Linked DNA regions of Homo sapiens: region 2 is linked to region 1. The links are chromatin loops, found by intact Hi-C in ENCODE. Cell type or tissue: mammary epithelial cell. All regions are shown on one strand. Each heading gives the region's core, and the rest is flanking DNA. Links, peaks and the distances in the headings are about the cores only. Region 1 holds the start of LINC02371 (long intergenic non-protein coding RNA 2371). Region 2 holds the start of ITFG2 (integrin alpha FG-GAP repeat containing 2).

Region 1 (9,730 bases), core at 935-8,934:
GTAGCTGGGACTACAGGCGTGTGCCACCACATCTGGCTAATTTTTTGTATTTTTAGTAGAGACGGGGTTTCACCATGTTAGCCAGGATGGTCTAGATCTCCTGACCTCATGTTCCTCCCACCTTGGCCTCCCAAAGTGCTGGGATTACAGGCATGAGCCACCGCGCCCGGCCGAGATTGTTTTTTTTTAAAATGTGTTGAGTTTTGAGAGTTCTTCATGGATTCTGGATATAAGTCTTTTGTCTGCTATATGGCTTGCAGATGTTTTCACTCAGTCTGTAGCATGTCTTTTCATCCTCTTAATAGGATCCTTCACAGATCAAGAGTCCCACATTTTGATGAAGTCCATGTTATAAGTTTTTCCACATATGAATTGTTATTTTGGTGTCATGTCTAAGAACTAGATGTTGAATATTTCTCCTATGTTTTCTTCTAAAAGTTTTATAGTCTTGCATGTTACATTTAAATCTGTGACCCTTTGGAACTAATTTTGATATTAGGAGGAATTTCAGGTTGAGGTTCAAATTTTGCACATGAAAATTCCATTATTCCCATAGCATTTGTGGAAAAAATGCCCTTTCTCTATTGAGTTACTTTTGCACCTTTGTCAGAAATCACTTGGCCATATTTGTGTAGATTCATTTCTGTACTCTGTATTCTGTTCCATTGGTCTCTGTGTCCATTCCTTCAATAAACCACATGATTGTGATTACTCTTGCATTAAAGTAGGACTTAAAATACTGTAGCACAGTATTTTCATCTAAATGAAACTAAATTCATCTTTTTACCTTCACTTTTGCATATAAATTTAAAAATCAGTTTGTCTATATAGACAAAATATCCTATGCTAGGATTTTGATGGATTTGTATTTAAGTTACAGATCAATCTGGGGAGAATTGAAATTTTTACTATGTTGAATCTTCCCATCCGTGAATATCTCTTCATTTATTTAGACCTTCTTTGATTTTGTTTATAGCACTTTTTAAGTTTTCAGAGTAGACAATCTTGTATACCTAAGAATTTCATTTTTCAGAAGTATTATAAATGTAATTTTTGCAACATTTAAAATTTCCAGTTATTTATTGCTAGCATGTAAGTATTGAATTTAGTATTGCATGTGTTGACCTTGTATTATTTCTGGGTTTTCGTCTCCCCCAAGAAAGTCAATTTTTTACACAAGGAAGTCACTCTGGTTCTCCCTCCATGTTTGTCTACGCAGTGTCCACCCTTCCAGGTGTAGGCAATTCCCTTATCTAGAGCTCAACCCCAGCCCTTGGGCCTTAACGGTGTGTGTCCTGGGGAGGTGGTTCAAGCATCCCCCGTCAATGTAGAGATGTGGCAGAAACCCGTTCACCTGTTATATTGGTATCTGGCTCCAGAAAGAAACGTTTCATTGCTTTGACATAAAAATAAATTGATGAATGAAGTTAAACCCAGAAGAAGCTTCGCAAAGAGGCCGTGTAAGCATCTGCCCATGGGACTCCCTTCCACGCACCGTCTTTCTCACTAGGTGTTGGGGAGGACAGGGAGCTGGGGCTGGGGAGGGCAGTGGGAAGAGGGAGCTTTGCTTAGTTACAGGGAAAGGTGCCCCATTCCTGACAGTTGTAGGACTCTTCTTTCCCTCCTATCTTCCCCCTCAACCTCTTCAAATCGTAGCCTCTGGAGAACCTGGACTCTGGCGGCTGAGGCCTCCCTGGGAGTGAGGTTTGGGCTTCCCCGCCTGCCTTTGCACAGCAGCCTGTGTCAGGTGGCACCTGGACAGCCTGAGGGGAGGGACATCAGCAGAGGGGGGACAGGGCGGCAGACACCCCCACATCCCACCAGCTAGGCTGAGGTGGCTGGGACAACACCCCCAGATGGAACGAGTACTCTTCTCACCTTCCCAAATAGATCTTTGAGATGTCAGCGGCTCCACCACACTGGTCACTGTAGGTGAGTGAGCTGAACACGTCCCTCCATGAACTGGGAAGAGACACAGAGGGAGTCAAACTATGCCCTTTTCTTGCCTCCATTCTCCCAGTCCTCTCTGTGCTGACATTTGCCTCAGAGGCAGATCTTGTTTAAAAAACAAAATTGGCCCAGGCTCCATCAGCAAGTAGTTTCCTCCCTTGGGATTTAAAGAGGTCTTCTGGGAATCAGCAGGCCCCTTTTGTGGCCTCTTTGCTGAATTGTTTCTAAATATATTTTAATTATTCTAGGCCTCTAGGGACAGAGATGCCGTCATCCTCCTTTGCCACCTTTTCTATGATGGTTTGATGAGGTTAAAAACCCCGACGACCAGGGTTCCACTCTATCCTTCTCCTAAACATTTGTTCTATTTCTTTGCCTTTAGGAGTGGTGGGTGTGTATTGTCAGGCCTATTGTAAAGGATGGTGTAAAGTAACCATCCAAAGGTTGGTTACTTTACACGTCCCTTTGGATGACTTCTGTACATAGCACTCTTGCTATGAGTAATTCCTTTGTAGAAATAGGCTCTATGGAGAATTGTCTCCTTGGACCCTTCATGTAGCTCACGACTTTTATTATGGAAATAAATGAATAAAAGCCTGCAATTGTGGACAGACACAAATATGCTTGGACATGGCTATCTCTGATCTTGTGTGGCTCAAAATAACTTACAGAGTCTTCATTTTCAGAGTGTTCTCACCCAAAAAGGTACCAACTTGGGCATGGAAAGACCTGTTTCTCCTGGACTCCTGGACGTGCCAGCCATCGAGACAGGGAAGACCCACTGATGTCTTCAGGATTTGTCCATCACCCTGGGGACTGTCTGGCCTGCTGGCAGGTGACAGTGGCCTGTCCAAAAGTGTGAGCTACCTGATGATGAACCAGATGCAAGGGCAGGACTGTCTTCTGAGAGATGTCTCCCCCTCGGTCCTTCTGTCACTTCAGACATTCCAGGTGGAAGGAGGCTCTTTGACCTGCAAAGCCAGCCAGAGAGCCAGGATCAGGGCAGGAAAACAGGACGCTGGCCTGTGACAATTCACACTCTGGTGGGGTGCCAGGAGCAGTAACTATGGCCCGAGACACTCCTCCTTTCCCCTCCCCTCGTCTGAGACGTATTCTGGTGTCCAGGGCTCATCCCTGCACACCCTGCCTTTGGAATGTTGTCTCCTTGCTTTGGAAATGCCCCCACTGTGTGGGGCTGATTTGAGGCAGGCCACAACGATTTCCCAATCATCCCTGACCAGTGTTCTCTAGGGAGTAACCACCGACCACATCCAGAAAGCGAGCGGTGCATTTACCTAGTGAGGCAGAGCGGAGGAAACCCCTCTTTGGAGATTGCCGGATGTCCCTCTTGTCCTCCTCTGGGAGCATCAGTTGCCGATTTTTGTCATCCTGGTAGGAGAGCCTGGAACAGAGAGCTCATGGGGCTTGTTCCTGGAGGCTGAGAAGTGGCCACCCATAGGGGCAGCTGCACCCCCAGAAAGCACTTTGCTCTGATCCTTAGTGAAGGGACGCCCACTTTGTGCTTACATGCAGGTTTGGGGAAGTTGCCTACCCAAGAAGTTCTGGCCTGCCCCTGGCATCTTCCAGGCCTGCTCAGTGGGAATGGCCAGCTCCTCACCCGCAGCCTGTCTCATAAGCCTGCAGTTCTGACTTGGGGCAGTGAAGGCACTCTGGGGTCAAAGGTGTTGAGAAAGCGGAAAGAATCCTAGGCCCATGAAGTTCTTTTGGGGAATGGCCTTGGCTCCCGTGTTTGCATGAGCTGATGCTGTTTTCCCCAGTGACCCTCAACTTTCACCCAAACTTATGCCCGTCCCCCGATTTCTCCCGCCCTGCCACCCCCTCATCAGCAAGAGCACATAAGCAGCTGCCTACAACCACTCTACGGTCACTCAGTAGGTGAACAGCAGGGCTGTGAGGGACCTCATGGGGCATCTAGTCTATGGCTTCCAGGCCTTTGATGGAAACTCGATGAGAAGTAGATTTGACAGCTTCTCATCACGCACAGACACACCTGATGGAATGAAGCCTCATGCCCTTTGCTTACCCTCAGTGCATGCATTGCACCCTGGTGAGTCCCAGTCCACTTTAGTCTGTTCTATTTTTATTAAAATTTTGATTCACAATCTCTGCTGGGTCAGCCTGCAGTTCAAGAAGCACAGCTGCATTCCAACCTCATTCCCAGATGAGACCACTGACTTGCTGGTCCCTGGTGCCACCCTACACCTCTGAGGGTGACTCCATGCCTGCTCATGGCACAGCACAGAGACTTGGATGATTTATAGATGTGCAGGAAGGCTGGTAGAGTGCAGACCGCAGTATTTATACCTTCAAGACTTGCTCTTACTCTCAGCTAGCTAAGGCCTCCCTATTATATTTTCTTCTTATGCAAATCACCCCGGCTCTTGCAGATCCAGCTAGTATTTGACCCTGTGCATGGTACCTACTAAGGTCACCCTGCCCTCAACCTTCTCTGAATGCCTGTACCCTTCGGGGTTCCGCCACTCTAGGGCAATTAATGAGAAACTCTCTGTGTTATCTTCCTCTCCTGAGACCCTCTTAGTTTACTAGTTTGTGGGATCTCCTTAAGGCATGATTTAGCAGGTGCCTCGGTGCACCAAGCACTCTAGAAAACCAACATAGGTTAAATTATATGCTTTTCCTGATTTCTAGGGAAGGTGGTCAGGTATTAATTTGTATTCCCTAAAAATCAATTTAGAGACTGTTATCTCATAAGGAGCTTTGGGTATTTCCCTTTTTTATATTGACTGTGTTTCACTTAGTCAGAAAAGTAGAAGGTCTGTCACCCCCACCGCCCCATTTTGCTGATGGGGACATGAAGGCACAGGGCAGTTGAGTGATTTGTCAAGCGCCGCTGGTTGGGACTCTTTCCATGCTTTTCCTTACTCACTCGATTCTTCTTTCTATGCTGGGGAAAAAGAGGTGCTTCTGCTACTCTTCCCATCCAGTTCCTGAGGAGAAAGCACTGGACCCCAGGAAGCCGCATGCTGTGCTGGCCTGGCTGCCGCTCTCCCCACACTCCTCAGGGTGGGGCACCTGGTGTCCCCTCCCACCACCTCCAGCCACACCTTTCCTGTCTTCAAAAGTCTGCAAGGCTAGTCCTTCCTCACTCTGACATCTTTTCAGGAAAGCTTCTAAACACTGTGTCTCAAACTGCTGTAAATGCCACCCACAGTCATAAGACGTTTCACAAGGTGACCCCCAGATACACACATCTATTGGCAATGAAACAAGTGTTTCCCAACACAGTGCTTACCTTTGTGACATTTGATGCATTCTGATAGTTTCTGTTGTGCTGTGCTGCGCTATGCTATTCTTCTAAGGGTTAGTCATAACCGACCAAATGGATGTCACCACCTTCTAATGGATCTAGATCCGCAGCTAAAATCCTCCAAAAATTCCAGCAAGGACAAAAATCTCAGGCCTGGCTTTGCCACCAGTGCCCTCTTCTGGGCAGCTTTATTATAAGCAGTGTCTTGAAACACTTGTGTAATTGTCAATAGATGTATGTGTACACTGAATCTCACCAGAAAACATTTTTATGACTGTTGGTTACAGCCTAAAACGTTTAAGAAACAATGTTTAGGAATTTTTCTGGTCAGGAAAGCCCAAACTAAAAAGCATCGTGTGTGCGTGTGTGTGCGTGCGCGCGTGTGTGTGTGTGTGTGTGATGGGGGCTCCCGCTCCCCTAAGGAGATAACAGAGGCTGTGCAGATGTTTTCTCTGTGATCTCCTCTCCAGCAAATTATGCCCAGAGGAGGGATCTCAGGGACCTGCCCCTGCCTCCTCACATCTGTTCCCACACCAGGGCTTGGCTGGGAGAGGGCAGCTCACATCTCTGTGGAGAGCAGGCTGGGCTCACTGCAGGACTCCTATGTTGTGGGTTCATCTTCACTTCATAGGTTTTGTCCTGGGACCCAACCCCCCTCCTGACATGCCATGGCTGTCTGGCTTTCCTGGAAGTGACACCTACAATATCCAAGACGGAGAAAAACATCAGGAACTGCCAACACTTTTCCTCTTTCCTCAGTAAGCAATGCATTAAACATGCACACATGTGACATGCACACACACGTGCACATCTGCACACATGTGCACACACGTACACATCTGCACACATGCACACACGTGCACAGCTACACACATGCGAACAGGTACACACCTGCACACACGCATACACACATGCACACATGCACACATGTGCAAACACGCATACACACGTGCACATCTGTACACACGTGCACACCTGCACACATGCACACACGTGGACATCTACACACATGCACACACAGTACACATGTGCGCACACACCTGCACACATGCACACACACATACATGCACATCTGCACACATACACACATGCACACACACGTACATATCTGCACACACGCACACACGTGGACATCTGCACACACTCATACATACATGCACACATGCACACTCACATACACATCTGCACACATGCATACACACGTGCACATCTGCACACACATGCGGACATGCATGCAATTACTGTGGCCTTGTACTCCTGTGGTGGCTGATGAAGCCATGGATCCATGGAAGTGTTAAGATTAGGGTGAGGCCTCCATGTGGCAGGTTGTCTGGTGTGGAGCCAAGGAGATCTGAGTCCTGACCTCAATTCACTTATCCCTTGGTCCAAGTCACTTAGTGCACCCCTTGCCTTAGTTTCCCTTTATATGAAATTGAAGTGACATTTGTCCTGCCTGACCCAGAGGCCTATAGTGAGTCACAAATGAGGCGACAGACGAGACAGTGCTTTGAGACTGGGAAGAGACAGCTTTGACAGTGGGTCCTGGGCTGTGCCATAAAGGGCAGGGTGGGCCTGTGAGGAGGCTGCTGTCCCACCCCCAGCTGCAATAGCAGGGTCTTTGGGCATTTGTTTGACACAGCTGAGATGTCCCTGGCATCTTATTTTGATGGTGCCCTTGATTCTGACACCAGCTCCCTAGAGTAAAGGCACAGGCAGGAAGCTACCTAGAGGGGTTTGCAACTCTCCCACACCAGGACGTGCCTTTCCCTGCTGGGATAGGGTCTTCTGCTCACAGGGTTGTGTCTTCTTTAGCTCTGGGCCACAAGATCTTCCTTTTCCCATCTGTGCTCAGCTCAGTGCCTCCCTCTGTCTTGCTTCTGACCCACTTTACCCTCAGACCCCTGAGGGCATCAGGGAAATATCCTGGTCCATCCTCTCAGAGCTGAAAGCTGGATCAGTGCCCCTGGCTTTGAGCCTCTCAGGCAGGGTAGGGGCAGTTCTTTCTCGGGTCGGCCTACAGATCGCCACCTGCCCCACAGTGGAAGGAAAGATGAGAGGTGGGAGCTCCAGGAGGATTGGGAGGGGAGGGAGGTGGAGTGGGCTTTGGTGAGGCACGGAGGGAGGAGCTGGAGACACAGAGCAGCAGCAGGCAGGCAGCAGCACTTCTGGGGCCACGGGGAACAGACTTGCTGGTCCATCCTCACCACAAGAAATGCCAGGGCCTCAGCTGCTTTAGCCTTGAGCTGTGACGCAGAGGACAAGGCCCGGGAGCTGGAACGCGGGCTATGTTTCTCTTCACCAAGCTGAAGCTTGGCACCCTGTGTGTTGTTTGTACCCACTGCAGTGGGCAGAGGGAACCGACACTTCATGAGCACTGACTGTGTGCTGGGCACTGTGCCGGGTGCTTTGCATGTATTTTGCTATGTGGAGAGATGTATCTGTGGGGACAAGAAAATCCCCTGGAGTCTCCTCCCCCAACTCCTCTAAACATCCCTCTCCTCTTATGTCACAGAGAACAAAGCTTCACATGAAAATGCCCTTAGAGGGCAGGGACTTAATTCACCCTGAGATGCTAAAGACGGACATGGAGCCCTCCTTAAGCAGAAGCTTCATGAGGCCAGAGGGGAGAAGGGGTATGGGGACCGAGCCAGGACCTCTCTGGAATGAGAGTCTCCTGACCTACTTTCAAGCAAGGCAAGTCGGAGAATTCCTTTCTGACCATGCTCAGGGGAGAAAGGAGAAGTGTGGGTCAGAGAGTGACCTTCTTGCTCCTGCCGTTTTCTCCATCTGCTTCCATAGAAAATACTCAGGAGGCCAAGGGGCCATATGTTGGGGTAATGGGTTCTGGGCCCTGACACTGTCCTCCTACCTCTCTGACCATTTCCTCTCTCTTCCTTTGTGGACTTCTCTCGCAGGTGTCCATCTCTGTCCATCACGGGGACTCCGCCAGGGAGGGTGGGAGGAGGAAGCCAGGGATCTGGGGTGATCTGAGGGCAGCCTGAGAGGATTGAATGAGAGGGAGGGGGCAGGAGTGAGGGCCAGCTGCATTGATTACATTGATTCATATGAAATTGCTGATATTTGATCATTTTTACCTCTAAAAATCATAATTTCATCTGGTTCAAACTAAAACGTCAAAGCTTGCTTCAGTAAGGCTCATGTCCCACTGGACTTGTAGCCAGACGGTTGGGAGTGCAGGGTGCTTACAGGAAGGTGACTGGAAACCCTGCCGCAGGGCTCCTCTGCACACTTTGTAGCATCGCGGTTACAGAAGAGAGGTGCAGGGGACTCATGGGGAATCCTATATAGCCACAAAGTCACGCTTTTCCAGCTGAAAAGTGTATAGCTGACTGAAAACATCTGTCACTATTGCAGGAGGACAGAGAAGTACAGCAAATCTCTGCATCTCCAAGACTGGGAAGCCATCTCTGGGGTGATCTTGCAGAGCAGGCCCTGTAGTTCCATCGTTGTGTGGATCTGCACAGCAGGCTGTAATGCAGAGCCACTGCTGGAGCTTTAGAAATAGAGTTGTCAAATGGGTGGTTCTTCAAAGATATGCCTACAAAGTTCTCTGCAAAAACAAAAGGCTTGCTATAAGGAAGACTCCACTGCAGGGCAGCGGATGAGCAGCTTACCACCTGTGGATCTTAGTCAAGTCAATCTCTCTGAGCCTGTTTCCTCATCTATAAACGGGGATGATAATGCCTACCTCTTAAAGACTGTGCATAGCTTGCTTGGGCTGTCATACTGAATATCACAGACTGGGTAGCTTAAATAACAGAAATGCATTTTCTCCCAGTTCTGGAGGCTGGAAGTCTGAGATTCAGATGCTGTCAGGGTTGTTTTCTGGGGAGGGGTCTCTTCCTGGCTTGTGGATGGCTGCCTTCTTGCTGTGTCCTCACGTGGCCTCTTCTCTATGTACACGCAGAGAAAGACATCTGTAACATCTGTTCCTTTTCCTGTAAGGACACTAGTCCTGTCAGATTAAGGTCTCATGCTTACAACCTCATTTAACCTTTATACCTCCCTATAGCCCCTATCTTCAAGTAGTCATATTAAGGGTCAGGGTTTCCATATGTTAATTTTAGGGGGACACAAATCGATTCATTATAGACTGTTTTGAGGCTCACAGGACATAGATTATGCTCCGAAAATGGTAACTCTTTGGATATGCGTCATCCAGGAGGCCTAACAGGTTGCAGGGAATGAGGCTGATGAAGAAAAATCTGACCAAAGACCAAGATATCCCCAGGTCCTTGGAAGAGAACTGAACATGAGCACCAGATCCCACTCGACAGCATCAATATTTCACCGCACCTGGATTTATGCTTGAATCCACTGTTTAATAACTACCTGTGGCTTTCTTTCCTTAGTGCCAACTTCTCTCTCACTTCCTGGATTCAGTCACCCCCCACCAACTGTGCCTTGTCTCCTTCCCTGCTAGTCAATGAGCTCAGGCCTCTGTCCTTGATGGCTTGGCTGTGAACAATA
Region 2 (9,730 bases), core at 1-8,000, 73 kb before region 1:
GTCATCATTTTTATACACAGACACCTTCCCGCTGGTGTCTCCCACCACCAGTTCATTTAACTTCAAATGGAGAGAGAAGAAAGCGTTAGGATGGGACTCTGCTGAACCTCTTCAAGCTCTTCTCTACTTAGCCTAGCCAAGGGTAATCACAAGACCTCAACTTGTATCTTCATCTACTTTATTAAAAGTCTGGCCAGGTGCAATGACTCACACTTGTAATCCCACTACTTTGGGTGGTGGAGGTGGGTGGATCACTTGAGGCCAAGAGTTAGAGACCAGCCTGGGCAACATGGCAAGATCCCATTTCTACAAAAAAATTTAAAAATTTGCCAGGTGAGGCCAGGTGCAGTGGCTCATGCCTATAATCCCAGCACTTTGGGAGGTGGAGGCGGGTGGATTGGTTGGTTGAGCTCAGGAATTCGAGACCAGCCTAGCCAACATGGTGAAACCTTGTCTCTACAAAAAATACAAAAATTACCCAAGCATAGTGGTGCATGCCTGTGGTCCCAACTACTCGGGACACCGAGGCAGGAGAATTGCTTGAGCCTGGGAGGTAGAGGTTGCAGTGAGTGAGCAAGACTGCACCACTGTACTCTAGCCTGGGTGACAGAGTGAGACCCTGTCTCTCAAAAAAAAAAAAAAAAAAGAAAAAAAGGCCAGGCGCAGTGGCTCATGCCTGTAATCCCAGCATTTTGGAAGGCCAAGGCGGGCGGATCATGAGGTCAGGAGATTGAGACCATCCTAGCTAACACAGTGAAACCCTGTTTCTATTAAAACTACAAAAAATTAGCCGGGCATGGTGGCGGGCGCCTGTGGTCCCAGCTACTCGGGAGGCTGAGGCAGGAGAATGGTGTGAACCCGGGAGGCAGAGCTTGCAGTGAGCCAAGACTGTACCACTGCACTCCAGCCTGGGCGACAGAGCGAGACTCTGTCTCAAAAAAAAAAAAAAAAAGGCTGTGTGCGGTGACTCACGCCGATAATCCCAGCACTTTGGGAGGCCGAGGCGGGTGGATCACATGAGGTCAGGAGTTCGAGACCAGCCTGGCCAACATGGTAAAACCCCGTTTGTACTAAAAATACAAAAATTAGCTGAGCGTGGTGGTACACACCTGTAATCCCAGCTACTCGGGAGGCTGAGGCAGGAGAACTGCCTGAACCCAGGAGGTGGAGGTTGCAGTGAGCCGAGATCGTGCCACTGCACTCCAGCCTGATGACAGAGCGAGACTCTGTCTCAAAAAAAAAAAAAAAAAATTATCCAGGTGTGGTGGTGCACACCTGCAGCTTCAGCTACTCAGGAGGCTGAGGAAGGAGGATCACTTGAGCTCAGGAACCTGAAGCTGCAGTGAGCCATGATCGTGCCATTGCAGTCCAGCCTGGGTGACAGAACAAGACCCTGTCTCAAAAAACAAAACAAAACAATCTTTTGAGGCCAACACAACCATAGTTTCCCAGTTCTTTATTTCCATTTAGGGGTGTGTGTGTTAGGGGGCAGGAGAGGTTACAGGAATTGAGGCTACACACAATCTATGGCCCACCCCAGAAAAGTATGCGACCTGAACAGCTCTAGGTTACACATGCCTGACTTTGGCTCTTTGAATTTGCCCATTACAAATGGGACATGTTTTGAAAACAGCCCAAGATGGTGGAGTTTTGGAGAATCTAACTTCAGACCTCATGTTTAATCAGGGGCCAAATAAAAAGACAATGTGAACTCTTGGGGCCTTCCCTCCTCTAGCAAGGCCTTTTGATCTTGAGGTGTATGTGGGAACCACAAAGGATGGTGGGGCCTGAGGGGGCAGAGCCTGAAGGGGCTGCTCCCCACTCTGGGCCTCCAGTGCCCTCAAGTGATGGCTAAGCTCTAGAGAAGGGAGGTCCCTGTATGGAGCCTCTCCACCATTTGTATCTGGGTAGCTGCCCTTTACAGGGGCTCACGATGTTAACCAAGTGGCTTCAAACCCCACTTCCGCAAACTGCTTTATGATCTCCTCTTGGGGGTACAGCCAACATCCCCTTCCTGTTCCCAGAATACATTGAACTAATACTCTCAAGAAATTTAGTTCTAAAGGCAACAGAGATAAACAGGTGAACAGTAAGGAAAAGTTAGAAACAAATTGGAATTTATTTGAATCTTTGATTTCTGGCTGGGCGCGGTGGCTCACGCCTGTAATCCCAGCTACTTTTGGGAGGCCGAGGCAGGCCAAGGTTCGCTTGAACCTGGGAGGCAGAGGTTGCAGTGAGCCGAGATTGTGTCACTGCACTCCAGCCTGGACAATAAGAGTGAAACTCCGTCTCAAAAAAAAAAAAAATCTTTATTTTTTAATTGTTATAATTGTTATGGGACTTTCTGGTGAGAATATCAGATCACAGAAGCATAAAACTGGTTTTTTTTAAATCAAACCTATTACTTGACGTTTCTTATTTCTTTTCTTTCTGTTTTTTTGTTGTTTGTTTGAGACAGGGTCTCACTCTGTTGCTCAAGCTGGAGTACCGTAGTGTGATCATGGCTCACTGCAGCCTCAACTTCCTAGGCTCAAGTAATCCTCTCGCCTCAGCCTCCTGAGTAGCCGGGACTACAAGCATGCACCACCACACCTGGCTAATTTTTTCTATTTTTTTGTAAAGACGGAGTTTCCCTGTGTTGCCCAGGCTGGTCTCGAACTCCTAGGCTCAAATGATCCTTCCATCTCAGCTTCCCAAAGTGCTGAGATTACAGGCGTGAGCCATCACACCCGGCCAGTGCCTACATTGTTCTAAGTGTTGAGAATATAGCAGTGGAAAAAACAGATTAAAACATTCCTACCCCTATGGAGCTTATAGTAATGGAGCTTACAACTCAGGTGAAAAAAAATGGTAGTATATCTAACATTGCAGAAGTGAGTGTGTAATAGTGTAATTCTTTCAGATAAGTACAATTTCAAAAAAGCTGGTGCTATAAACCTATAAAAAAAGGGAATGCTTTTAAACAAAGAAGGCAATCAGATAAAATGGAAAATAATGTATATCTGAAGGTGCTTTGTCAATTTACTGTTTAAAAGTATGGCCTGGTGAGGTTGCTTACACCTGTAATTCCAGCACTTTGGGACACTGAGGCCAGTGTACTGCTTGAAGCCAGAGGTTTGAGAACAGCCTGGTTAACACAGTGAGACCTCATCTCTACAAAACTTTAAAAAAATTAGCCAGACATGGTGGCAGGCACCTGTAGTCCCAGCTACGCAGGAGGTTGGGGCAGTAGAATCATTTGAGCCCAGGAGTTCAAGGCTGCAGTGAGCTACGATTGCACCACTGCACTCCAGCCTGGGCAACAGAGTGAGACCCTGTCTCTATAAAAAACAAAAAAATTTTAAAAATTCCTCCTCTAATTTTCTCATAAAATTGGACTGCTTGGCAGTTCATGAAGAAACACGAAAGCCCAGAAAACATAACACAAATTTATGAGAATAACTCTTTCCTCCCCAGAGAGGGTAGAGCCAAAAAAGGCCTCATAAGATACCTTCTGCATCACAGCACTAGGGGGCGGTGGGAAATAAGTACAGGACAGTTAAGGAACTGTGAAGCAGGGAGGCCGAGTAGGAAGATAGGGCAGAGGGTAGAAGGGGGCAATACAGTGCTTTGCATTAGAACTATGAAATAGATGATAAATGAAAAGATAAAGTCTGCAAAAAAAAGAGCATCAGACACTATTCCCTTTAATGCTCCACCGGAGAATCCTCTCCATACTTTAGTCAATGCATCTCATTACATTTTATTATCCGGTGACTATTACACAGCTTGATTATGAGCTATCTGAGGACTGGAACTCTCTCGTTCATTTTTGAATTCCTAGAATGTAGCAGAGTCCTTGGTGCATAATGAGCAGTTCAGTAAAGATTTGCAGAAAAACAGAATAAAATACTAACACCACCACCACCACCACTAACACTTAAGTGAGCACTAAACTGTGTGCCAGGCATTGTTTTACCTGCTTGACCTGTGGTAATTTATTTAAAAAACGAGAAGGGCTGGGCACGATGGCTCAGGCCTGTAGTCCCAGCACTTTGGGCCAACATGGTGAAACCCCACCTCTACTAAAAACACAAAAATTAGTCGGGCGTGGTGGCGGGCGCCTGTAATCCCAGCCCCTTGGGAGGCTGAGGTAGGAGAATCGCTCGAGCCCGGGAGGCAGAGGTTGCGGTGAGCCGAAATCAAGCCACTGCACTCCAGCCTGGGTGACAGACGGAGCCTGTCTCAAAAAACAAACAAAACCTCCCAAGGAACAAAACCAACCACGAACACTGAAGCTATCAATAAAGTTTTTCTCTCTAGCGCTCCAAACTAGCCACAGCGCGCATGCTCACGCTCACGTGGCACGCTCGGGCGGCCTCTTCCACTTCCCTTGCCCCGTCCCTGCACAGATCCAGGCTGTCTCTTGCGGTGCGCATGCACCTACCGTATCGTTATCAACGTCTCCGAGGCAGATTGCGTGCGGGAAGAGGCTCCCGCTGAACTCCAGCGCCACGCGCTGCACGTAGCTAACTGACCTCATGGCACCTCCAAGAGCAGAGGGAGCGGAGAGGCCCAGTAAATATTCCCTGAACCCCCGTCGCGACAGCCGCCAGAGCGGAAGGCCACCTAAGGCAGCAAGTTACGTCACTGCCTGAACCTCCAATCTCTGCCTCTTCCTCCTTTAACCTTACAGAGGAGGCGGGTCTTCCGGGCTTGGAGGCGGGCTTCCCAACTCTGATGTGAGTGACAGGCCCACGGGCCACTCCTTTTCTCCACAGGGCTGCAGACCGTGGGTAAACCAACCCTGACGGGGGTCGATCTGTTCCCTTGGCAACAGGGCTCCCAAGGGCTTGACCTAATAACCTTGACCTTTTTCCTTTGTTTCCCTGGCAATGAAGATTCCTAGCCATCAGACCATTCCTGAGAATCTTACTAATCTTCGTAATAACTGATAATTGCATGGTTTTGAAAAGTGTTTTTAAAAAACTACCCATTAGGAGTGAAAACAATGTAGTGAGTTGCAATCAGCATATAAAAAATTAAATACAATAGTAATATACCAAGTGACTCCCAGGTAGTAAGGTAAGTACAGTTTTTGTGAAACTCTTGTTTCAATTGTATATACTTATATGTGTATACTGGCTTATAATGTAAAAAAAATTTTTTTTTTCAGTGTATGTGTTTTCTGGTCAATAGTTTAAAAGCCACCTGCTGCAAAGCACATTTCACATATTTCACATAATTAGTTCAGCCACTATGCGAGCTTTTTTTTTTTTTGGCTGAGGAAAACAGGTTCAGCAAGATTAAGTAAAATGGCAGAAGGAAGGATTGTGGGGCGGGGTGCGTGCTCAAACCAGAATTGTTTGATCCCAAACCCTAGGGCCTCTCCATCATTTACTATCATAGTTCGTAGGAGAGTCTTCAGGCTGGAAGTGAAGGTTGCCTGGATTCCGGATCTGCTCTGTCTTGTGGCCCCCCAGCACAAAGCTCTTGCATCTCAACCTCAGTAGCCTTACTCTTGTAGCACAGATGGGACTGTCACTCTCATGGCTGGCTTCTTGGGATACTTTCTTTCCATGTTGAATCCAGTTCTGCCTTTCTTTGGGGTGCCTCGTCAATCAGGGCAATATTTATGAAATCATACAGGTGTTCAATACATTTTTAGATTTAGGTCTAAAAACCCAGGCTGACTCGCACTTGGTGTTTCAAAAAAAAAAAAAAAATGATTCTACCTTATCTGGGATTTTGGACCAGGGGCTGTTCCTTTTTATCTTTTTTTTTTTTATTTTTATTTTTATTTTTTTTTGAGACAGAGTCTCGCTCTGTTGCCCAGGCTGTAGTGCAGTGGCGCAATCTCGGCTCACTGCAACCTCTGCCTCCCAGGTTCAAGCAGTTCTCCTGCCTCAGCCTCCCGAGTAGCTGAGACTACAGGCGAGCGCCACCACGCCCAGCTAATTTTTAATTTAATTTAATTTAATTTTTTTTTTTTTTGAGACGGAGTCTCGCTCTGTCACCCAGGCTGGAGTGCAGTGGTGCGATCTCGGCTCGCTGCAAGCTCCGCCTCCCGGGCTCAAGCCATTCTCCTGCCTCAGCCTCCGGAGTAGCTGGGACTACAAGCGCCCGCTACCACTCAAGGAGAATTTTTTGTATTTTTAGTAGAGACGGCGTTTCACCGTGTTAGCCAGGATGGTCTCGATCTCCTGACCTCGTGATCCACCCGCCTCGGCCTTCCAAAGTGCTGGGATTACAGGCATGAGCCACCGGCGCCCGGCCGCCCAGCTAATTTTTGTACTTTTAGTAGAGACGGGGTTTCACCATGTTGGCCAGAATGGTCTTGATCTCTTGACCTCTTGATCTGCCCGCCTCGGCCTCCCAAAGTGCTGGAATTACAGGCGTGAGCCACTGCGCCCGGCCCCTTTTTTCTTTTTCTTTCTTTTTTTTCTTTGAGAGTCTTGCTCTGGAGTGCAGTGGTGCGATCTGGGCTCATTGCAACCTCCGCCTCCCAGGCTCGAGATCTTGTGTCTCAGCCTCCCAGGTAGGTGGGATTACAAGCGTGAGCCACCATGCCCGGCTTGTCCCTACTTTCTATGTCTGTACATAGTGGGAGGAGGCTGGAGGGCAAGACCTTTTCTTGGGGGAAGGGGGTGGCAGATTTTTTCCTAGATGTCCCAGTGGATCTGACAGCCAGGTAAGAAAGAACAGCAGGTCAGAACAGTAAACTGGAGGAAGTCTGGACAAATACTGGAGACTGCAGATATATTCTGAAGCTGAACTGTGTTACAAGTTCATATTTCTGGTTGTGTACTGTGGGATGGCCAGGTCCATTAAAAGGCACTGGGTCCCACAGGTATTCCTGGTGCTTTGAATACATTTTCTCATTTACAGAGCAGTTGCATGCTCCCTCACCCCGTGTTCTACCCCATCTCTATTCTCTCATCCTAGTTCAAATCCTAAGCTTCATATTAGGCCTTTAAGGGGTGGGAAAACCAAAACCAGTATCAAAATGTTCACCTCTAGGTTGGCTGTGGAGGCTCATGCCTGTAATTCCAGCACTTTTGGAGACTGAGGCAGGCAGATCACTTGAGCTCAGGAGTTCAAGACCAGCCTGGACAACATGGCAAAACCATGACTCCACCAAAAATGCAAAAATTAGCTGGGCATAGTGGTGCATGCCTGTGGTCCCAGCTACTCAGGAGGCTGAGGCGGGAAGATCTCCTGAGCCCAAGAGGCAGAGGTTGCAGTGAGCCAAGGTGGTGTCACTGCACTCCAGGCTGGGTGAAAGTGAGACTCTGTCTCCAAAAAAAAAAAAAAAAAAAAAACTTTACCTCTGAAATGGTTTTTTCTTTCTTTCTTTCTTTTTTTCTGAGGCAGTCTCCCTCTGTCACCCAGGCTGGAGTGCAATGACACGATCTCGGCTCACTGCAACCTCCGCCTCCCGGGTTCAAGCGATTCTCCTGCCTTAGCCTCCTGAGTAGCTGGGACTACAGGAGACTGCCACCACGCCCAGCCAATTGTTTTTGTATTTTTAGTAGAGACGGGGTTTCACCATATTGGCCAGGCTGGTCTTGAACTCCTGACCTTGTGATCTGCCTGCCTCGGCCTCCCAAAGTGCTGAGATTATAGGCATGAGCCACCACGCCCGGCCTCTGAAGTGGTTTTAAAAAAATATATTACTAAATAACTCAGAACAAGAGATGAGATCACCCAGCTTCTTTCATCAGGTGCCTTGGCCTGACCCAGTTATCTAAGATCAGACCCCAACCCAGGATTCCCCAGTGCCTTAGTTTTATCTTCCTCATCATTTGGGTTTCTTGGTCTGGATCTTTCTGTGACACGGGGTGTCTGTTTTTAATTGTAGAATATGTTTGCCATGAAGGTCATGTAATTATGATCACAACTTCTTTTTTACTTTTTTTTTTTTTTGAGATGGAGTCTCGCTCTGTCGCCTAGGCTGAGTGCAGTGGCACGATCTCAGCTCACTGCAAGCTCTGCCCTCCGGGTTCACGCCATTGTCCTGCCTCAGCCTCCCGAGAAGCTGAGACTACAGGCACCCGCCACCACACCCGGCTAATTTTTTGTATTTTTAGTAGAGAATGGGTTTCACTGTGTTAGCCAGGATGGTCTCAATCTCCTGACCTCATGATCCACCCACCTCAGCCTCCCAAAGTGCTGGGATTACAGGCGTGAGCCACTGTGTCTGGCCTTCTTTTTCACTTTTTTGAGTTTCACTCTTCTTGCCCAGGCTGGAGTGCAATGGTGCGATCTTGGCTCACCGCAACCTCCGCCTCCCGGGTTCAAGCGATTCTCCTGCCTCAGCCTCCCGAGTAGCTGGGATTACAGGTGTCCACGACCATGCCCAGATAATTTTTTTTGTAGTAGAGACAGGGTTTCACCATGTTGGCCAGGCTGGTCTTGAACTCTTGACCTCAGGTGATCAAAGTGCTCGGCCTCCCAAAGTGCTGGGATTACAGGCCACCATGCCTAGACGTATGATCACAACTTCTATACCACACTTTTTGGCTTTTGTCAAGAGAGCCAAATAAAGTTAGGCAGGAAAGATAGGTCTCCAAGAAATAGGGCACAAGTGAAGTCCTTCCATGCCTGTGCCTCTCCCCACCTTGCATCAGTTACTTTAAGTCCAGTGAGTGTTTTGTATGACTAGGCATTGTCAAGCCATATGGACAGATCCCTGGCTCCACAAAGAGCACTCCTGGTCTTGGCCCCTTTCTAGTTGGAAGGTTGCTAGGTCTCTTTGGGCACCATCTAAACTCCATCTTGTCTAAGCCAAGCACTCTTTCTGCTGGTTTTTGTCTTGCTCCCCAAAACTGTCTAATTAGGGTATCTTCCTGGTTAGGTGACATGGATACAGTTATATGAGTGGCATATTCTTTACAAACAATAGAAATCTCCATAGGAGGGGATGGGGGGATTAAGTGGGGAGCGTTTCTTTCTTTTTTTTTTTTTTTAAGATGGAGTCTTACTCTGTCGCTCAGGCTGAAGTGCAGTGGCGCGCTCTTGACTCACTGCAAGCTCCACCTCCCAGGTTCACACCATTCTCCTGCCTCAGCCTCCCCAGTAACTGGGACTACAGGCTCCCGCCACCACACCCAGCTAATTTTTTTTTTGTGTGTGTATTTTTAGTAGAGACGGGGTTTCACCGTGTTAGCCAGGATGGTCTTGATCTCCTGACCTCGTGATCCGCCTGCCTTGGCTTCCCAAAGTGATGGGATTACAGGCGTGAGCCACTGCGCCCAGCCAGTGGGAAGCATTTCTAGGAAGATTCTTTGTGTACTTCATCCTCCAACAGTAGACAGAATGGTTTGTGTTTGCCCAGGGTGCCCAGGTAAGAAACAGGGTCTCCAAGTATCTTTCAAAACATGAGGCCCAGAGCCTCACCACCTTGGGGGCAGGGTCCATGGCTTCTCAATGGGCTTGGTTTGGCTTATATCACCATTTCCCCCTCCCCTCTCTCATTCATGGTACACCTTAGCATATTAAACTGTTGGAAAAGTTAGGTTTTTTGTCCTAGAAACTGGCAGAGTAGTGTGGGGCAGCTCTGCACCGGGTGAAATGCTGTTATTCAGAGCTCTACTAAGTCTCACTGCCTTCCTCAAGTTTGCCCCTGTTAAAATGCACCACCAACTCTGGGACGCTTTAATCCTAGAACTAACTCATCAGGATTGTCTGCTCAAGACTACTGATGGATGAGAAGTTCACTGTCACTGTGTCACTTAAACATTAGGAGACA

Evidence for each region. Peaks named below come from ENCODE experiments on the same cell type or tissue, not always from the same donor. Only the 100,000 strongest peaks of a DNase experiment are listed, where the experiment ranks them.
Region 2: it touches region 1 in a loop (20-fold over the local background); 10 of 110 quality-filtered maps call a loop at or near these places.

The regions. Positions count from the first base shown.
Region 1 is chr12:2,735,696-2,745,425 of GRCh38, reverse strand. It overlaps LINC02371 (long intergenic non-protein coding RNA 2371), which reads right to left and starts at 5,351. Exons shown (of 5, transcript NR_186579.1): 1 at 5,225-5,351; 2 at 3,246-3,352; 3 at 2,818-2,921; 4 at 1,879-1,962. ITFG2-AS1 (ITFG2 antisense RNA 1) reads left to right here. Exons shown (of 4, transcript NR_146317.1): 4 at 2,637-2,800. It also overlaps the pseudogene LOC100422463. In mammary epithelial cell, for the core only: a CTCF peak has its summit at 5,416 (motif pointing left); no DNase peak of the experiment used is centred there.
Region 2 is chr12:2,807,553-2,817,282 of GRCh38, reverse strand. ITFG2 (integrin alpha FG-GAP repeat containing 2) reads right to left here and starts at 4,615. Exons shown (of 12, transcript NM_018463.4): 1 at 4,427-4,615; 2 at 1-60. The coding sequence starts at 4,522. It overlaps ITFG2-AS1 (ITFG2 antisense RNA 1), which reads left to right and starts at 4,359. Exons shown (of 4, transcript NR_146317.1): 1 at 4,359-4,721. RefSeq lists enhancers at 4,339-4,588, 4,319-5,068 and a silencer at 4,699-4,788. In mammary epithelial cell, for the core only: a CTCF peak has its summit at 3,502 (motif pointing right); DNase peaks (open chromatin) are centred at 3,522, 4,372 and 4,652; H3K4me3 peaks cover 1,681 bases; H3K27ac peaks cover 1,120 bases.